Linked DNA regions of Homo sapiens: region 1 is linked to region 2. The links are chromatin contacts, found by Hi-C in ENCODE. All regions are on one chromosome and are shown on one strand. The core of a region is the stretch at or near the end of the contact, and the rest is flanking DNA. Distances in the headings are between cores, read along the strand shown. Region 1 holds the start of CLCN6 (chloride voltage-gated channel 6). Region 2 holds the start of VAMP3 (vesicle associated membrane protein 3).

Region 1 (2,877 bases), core at 256-2,755, 4.0 Mb after region 2:
CACTAACCCTGTGTACCTAACCATTTGGGGTCTTAGACTCTTTTGACAATCTGATTAAATGCACTGCTCCCTTCCCCTGAAATACACACACAGGTGCACAGACTACACGGGGATACATCCAAAGACAAGGAGTTGATTCCAGACTAAGAACCCTGGGCCAAAGCTTTCTCCCTCTAGGGCTGCTCTCTTTCATTCTGACCTCAAACTCCAGATTCTCAGTGGGGATGGCTGTGGGGAGTGAGGAACGGGGGCGGGGGGGAGGAGTAACAGCAAGAGCAGCCAGTTGGCTTTCCTCCAGCGTTTAAGGGCGCACCTCGTTAATTGCTTGCTGGAACAGAACCTAGAGTAGGAGGAAGCTGAACCACCTGTAAACCCTCTGATTTTCAAAGACTTATTGCATTCCTAGTATATGCCACGCATGTGCCATATTTGTAAGCCAACTCCCACGATTTATCCGTTATCAGCTGGACTCCCATAGCACCCTGGGTTGTAACTGTGGGTGAAAAGGCCTGTCTCCTTTCTCTTTCCCCAGTTCCCTGAGACAGGACCGGTGTCCTGCCTGGGGTATCCCCAGAGTTTGGCACACGGTGATAGCCAACATTCACTGAGCGCCAAAGGGCCAGGTGCTGCCACTCTCTCAAAATAAGCCTCTGCCACTTACTGAACAACTAGTCTGCGCCAAGCACTGGGATACTAAGCCTACGACTCCCAGAAAGGTCCCGGCGGACCCCCGTGCGCAGCGGGACGCAGTGGGCGCCAGGGACCGCAGTGCCCCGGGCCCAGCGCTCTTCTCCAGGTGATCGCCGGGGAGGCAGGTTTAAAAGGCAGGAGCCGGAAGCCGTCTCGGCGCCCAGGTGGCCGAGAATCCAGTCACCAGGTCACTGAGTCACCGATGGGGGCGAGGACACGGGCCTGGGCCGGTCAGAGGGGCGGGATCGTCACCCCTGGCTCAGGGGCCCCTCCGTCCAGGCAGGGAGCCAAAGTCAGTCTTCGCTTGAGGGTTGGCGGTCGCTGGAAGTGGTAGCCATTGGGAGTTACACTAATCCCGCGAAGGGTGCGCAAGGGAGGCGGCAGCCCCCCCCAAGAAGAGAGGCAGGCCGGCCTCCAGCGCTCCCCGCCCACAAGCACGTCCTTGCCCCCGGGAGGTTGTTTGCCGGCTCCAGGATCTCCCTCCCGGCGACCCCGGCCTCGCCGTCACTCACCCTCCAGTCCCGGGTGACTCAGAACGCTCGGCCGCCGGCCGCACCACTGTGGCCGCTGCAGGGGCGGGGAACGCAGTGAAGGGGCGCGGCGCAGGTGTCAGGTTGCTGGAGAGGCGGGCCTACAGGGCGGAAACCACCGGCGCGGGTGACCGGAAGCCCCGCCCCCAACATGGCCGTGCCCACAGGTCTCGTTGGAGGCCGTGCCTTTATCGTCATGTGACGCGAGTCCTCGCCCCACCCGTCTGCAGCCACTCCTGGTCTCAGTCCCAGAGCTCGAGAGGGCCACGTGACCGTCCCGGGGCCAGTCACGTGAGGCGCAGATCCTGGCTGGGAGGGGGTTGGTAGAGGGGTCCAGAGTGGCAGTAAAGGAGGAAGATGGCGGGGTGCAGGGGGTCTCTGTGCTGCTGCTGCAGGTGGTGCTGCTGCTGCGGTGAGCGTGAGACCCGCACCCCCGAGGAGCTGGTAAGAAGCCGGCGGAGTCGGCCTGGGGAGGGGGCGGTTGCTAAGGGACTGAGAGAGGCGTTGCCGGGGGTGGGGCCGGGCCAATCTGGGCCCGCAGGTGGCAGCGGGTGGGGCCTGGGGACCGCAGCCAGGGCTCTCGAAGCGTCTACCCTGCTTCACGTGCCTAAGTCTGGGGTCTTTTCTCATAACCCCTCCTGGAATCTGAGGGAGAATCCAGGCCAGCTCCAGTAAATCCCACCCATGTTTCCTTTTATTTCCATCTGAAAAGAGTTTGGAATGAAACAAGCGTTTTCAGAATGAGCTTCCTCACAGGACTTTGTGCTTATCATGCTGCTGTTTTAGCTTCTCCAGTCCTTTCTCACTCTATCCCTCACCCTTTCTGGGTCACTGACAGTCCAGCTTCCCCCTGCAAAGCATCCTGGGAAAACTTGAGTTGTGTTCCCAGAGTTGACAAGTCCTTTCTGATTTCAGATACGTCACACTGTCAAATGGAACCTGCATTTTTACCCCCCTTTTCAGCTGGCGTTGGACATCTTTGAGGTGTCCTGAAGAGGAGGGTGGTTATTTGGAGACTATCAGTGGAAATGAAGAGCTCAGCTGATGGCTGTAGATCCTCACCCACATGGTCCCTCACCCCTGAAAGGTTTTTTTTGAGGGCTGGTTCCTATTTGATAATGGCTCCAGATGATTTAGAAGCTAGCCACTGATTTCAGTAAATACTTCTGCCTCCTTCCACTCCTAACCACTAAAAAAGGCTCCCTCTGCGGATCTGTTTTTCTAGACCATCCTTGGAGAAACACAGGAGGAGGAGGATGAGATTCTTCCAAGGAAAGACTATGAGGTGAGCTCCTTTGATACTGCTTGGGCAACTAAAGTAGTGAGTGGCCTGGTCACTTCAGGCCGAAGCATTATGATTCCAACCAGAGATGCTCTTTGACCTTCTGTCCCAGGGAGTGAGTGGGTAAGAGAACTTCCTTCTAGGAAAGAGACTGTTTAGCAAGCCCTTTTCTCACCTTAACCCCAAAACAAGGTCTGGTGTTTTTACACGTTTATAAATCTGTGGCACCTTAACCTGGATAGAGTATGTATTTGCCATTAAACTGTTTGCTTTTACAGCTTACAGAGAGACTTAGAGTGAAAGGCACTGGCAGGCAGTATGTGCCCCTAACAGGTGTGTGCTTATAAACTGTTAAGGAGGCCTTGCTTCTCTTCT
Region 2 (3,160 bases), core at 11-2,510:
CAGATTACGAACGTCGTCCTTTCTGAGTATTGTGTCATCGCCGCTCCCTTCCCGTTCACTGCAGAGCCTCTCCTTATCTCCCTAGTGCTCCCTCTTCCATCTAATCCATCTGGCCACTACTGCCAGAGAAATTTTGCATCATGGATCTCCCACGTCCGTAAGTCAATGGTTTCCAGGGCCCACTACAATTAAATGACATTTTTCTTGTTTGTTTATCCTCTTTATTCAGTCTTCTTTTCACTTGTACCCAACCTGCACCCTCTAGGTGGTCTGTGCACACTGCGTCCATTTTCACTGCTGTCTTTGTTCATGGTGTTTGCCCAACCCTTACTTGGAAAGTTCTTTTCCACTAGTACCCAGCTCAAATCCCACCGCCTTTGTGACACTCGTTTATTCGATATATACTAACGTTTCCCTTTTCAAAGTATTCTATTTAGAGTTGGAAAAAACAGCATAGTATTTAAGTACTGTATTTTTCACTTCTCATCTAAGAGACCCACCAATGACCTATTAGTGTTTTATTTTTTGGTGTAGGTAACTATGTTGGTAGGAATATTTCAGTAACAAATATATACAAGGTAACTCACTGCGTTCAGATTTGTGCTTCCCTCCCTTCGACCAAAACCTGAGGACCTATTCTGTGCTAGGGCCTGAAAATACAGAAATAAAGGAACTACAGCCTTGATGCCAAGGCTCTCGTAAGCAGATTATAATATGATCTGCAGTGACAAATATTTGTGTCACCGATGAAAACATGAGCGGGAACCTCACCCAACACCATGTGACAAATACCCGAAATGGACTTCCTATTTCAACTACTTTAGAGAAACATGGTGCCCTCAGGATCACTAGGTTACTCTGGAACACTCAGCAGAAGCCAGTCATCTGTCTCTAATACTGTTAGAAATGGTCCCGAGCCCAGAATAACATGAATTGCCCCCACCCTCACTTATCCACGCAGTCCCTCGCCAGTGGCTAATGCACCACGTTTACAGACCACGTCCCCAAGCGCCAGCGCGGACGGCGGTGCGGACAGGGAGCTGTATTGACCTGCGTTCTGCGTTTCAGAGCCCGGACCGCCCTGGGACCCCTGTGGCCCTCAAGTTCCCAAGTGACCTCGTCCGGGGAGGGGACGTCTCGCTCTGACCCCGCCCTGGACGCACCCACCCACGACGCCCCCGCCCACTTCCGGCGCGCCCCCTCTTCGCCCCGCCCACTCCCCCGGCTCCGCCTAGTGACGTCTTTGCCCCGCGCCGCGCCGTCCCACCCATCTCCCTGGCCTCCGGTCCCAACTTCGCTTCTCTGCTGACCCTCTCTCGTCGCCGCTGCCGCCGCCGCAGCTGCCAAAATGTGAGTGACGCTACGCGACGCGGGCGGCTTCGGGCCCCGCAGGCGGCAGCTCGCGCTGGGACCGCCATACTGCCCAGTTGCCGCCGGCCGCCACTCGGACGCAGGCCGGGGCTGCGCGGGGATCCCGAGGCCTGGGGGTGGGCGGTGGCCCTTGGGTCGCGGGCTGCAGACGGGCCGGGCGGGTCCCGCGGCCATCGGGCGGACGCGGAAGGGGCAAGGGCGGGGCGGCGAGACGCTTCCCGGAGGAAGTGAGCTGCCCGCCCGCAGCCCGCTCCTCGCCCCTTCCCTTTCTAGTCCCCGACGTCCCTGAGAGGAATGGGGACGACAGCCCTGGTTCGGGAGCGCCCGCTCTCGGCCCGGTGCTGCGCTGGGCCCCAGAAGTTGCGAAAGAAAGGACCTCGGCCCTGTCCTGAGCCCCTGTGGGCCGAAGAGCTCCTTGCCTAGCTAGGGGCATCTGCACTGGAAAGATCACTTAACCGTGGGCCTTCGCTCTCTTAAGCGAAAGCACGTTGCAAACCCCTGCTTCCAGTGGTAAGACTCAGAGAATGCTAATGGTTAAGAATCACAAGGACTCCCTCTTCCACCTCCATTCTGCTCATTGCTCACCGTCGGAGGAAGCCCCGGGTTTCTTCCAGGAGCTGGGGACCCCCCTCGAATGTTCCTGCTGAGGCTGCTGTGCCAATAGATCACAGTGGTTAAGATCTAGAGCCAAGGTACACAGGACCTGATCTAAAAACAAGCTGTCCTGCAGCCAGCTGTGTTGACTCTCTAAACCTCACTTTACTCATTTGTAAAATAGGAGTAATATTCCCCTCAGAGAGTTATGAGGGTTAAAGGAGGAAAAGCATGGAAAGAGTCTAGCGCCACGGCATGGTCCTTACTTATCTACCAGATACTAAACTCCGTGAGGACGGTGATGAGATCTGTTGTAGCCCTGGTCATTGACACATGACAGATGTAAAGTGACTGTTCAAACAGCCCATCAGACTGTTGTATACCAAGGCACATGCTAGGTGCTATCTAGGATACAGAGAAGAGAGTAAGAAGACCCAGGAACCTGTGATCTATTCGAGGAGGCGGGACTTTATACCTGAAAAACCAAAGTGATACTTTCCAAGTAATGGAGCCAATAATGACTTCAGAGTCAGAGTGGTTAAGAAAGATCTGCATGGGGAGAAATAAAGCCTTTGATGAAGATTTTAAAAGATGAGTACCTTCCTGGGCCGGGCGCGGTGGCTCATGCCTGTAATCCCAGCACTTTGGGAGGCCGAGGTGGACGGATCACTTGAGGTCAGGAGTTCGAGACCAGCTTGACCAACATGGTGAAACCCCGTCTCTACTAAAAAATACAAAATTAGCCGGGCGTGGTGGCACATGCCTGTAATCCCAGCTGCTTGGGAGACTGAGGCAAGAGAATTGCTTGGACCCAGGAAGCGGAGGTTACAGTGAGCCGAGATCGCGCCATTGCACTCCAGCCCGGGCAACAGGAGCGAAACTCCGTCTCTCAAAAGAGGGGGAAAAAGAAAGAGTACCTTCCTAAAAGAGGAGGCATTTCTTCAACACACCTTTCCACTCACACCACCCACTCCCTGCATCCCAGTGTTCCTGACTCTGTTTCTGTAAATTAATCTATTTTTCCATATTGGAAAAAGGGCATTCTGTAACTGTTTGTAACTATGAAAACAGTTCCTTCCACAATGAAAAGATCAGGAAAGTACTGAGTACATTCAAGCAGATGTGTGCCTTAGAACAAGTTTCAAAAAAGGACAGTAGAGCTTACCTATCGTGGGATCAGATACTTCAGGGATAC

What was found. Hi-C counts contacts between places; a loop is a spot of excess contacts on that map. Pooled maps may share reads with other maps.
Region 1: a loop to region 2 is called in a pooled map, with 7 times the contacts of the local background. The contact joins the promoter of CLCN6 here to the promoter of VAMP3 in region 2. A Hi-C loop is called at or near these places in 2 of 168 maps with a recorded cell type or tissue (ascending aorta and naive thymus-derived CD4-positive, alpha-beta T cell) and 12 of 50 pooled maps.

What each region holds. Positions count from the first base shown.
Region 1 is chr1:11,804,686-11,807,562 of GRCh38, forward strand. CLCN6 (chloride voltage-gated channel 6) reads left to right here and starts at 1,506. Exons shown (of 23, transcript NM_001286.5): 1 at 1,506-1,664; 2 at 2,446-2,505. The coding sequence starts at 1,578. MTHFR (methylenetetrahydrofolate reductase) reads right to left here and starts at 1,279. Exons shown (of 12, transcript NM_005957.5): 1 at 1,203-1,279. RefSeq lists silencers at 964-1,013, 1,034-1,083, 1,754-1,803 and enhancers at 1,151-2,136, 1,334-1,443, 1,454-1,533, 1,984-2,053.
Region 2 is chr1:7,770,036-7,773,195 of GRCh38, forward strand. It overlaps VAMP3 (vesicle associated membrane protein 3), which reads left to right and starts at 1,261. Exons shown (of 5, transcript NM_004781.4): 1 at 1,261-1,350. The coding sequence starts at 1,349. RefSeq lists enhancers at 465-1,161, 905-954 and silencers at 1,188-1,430, 1,395-1,624.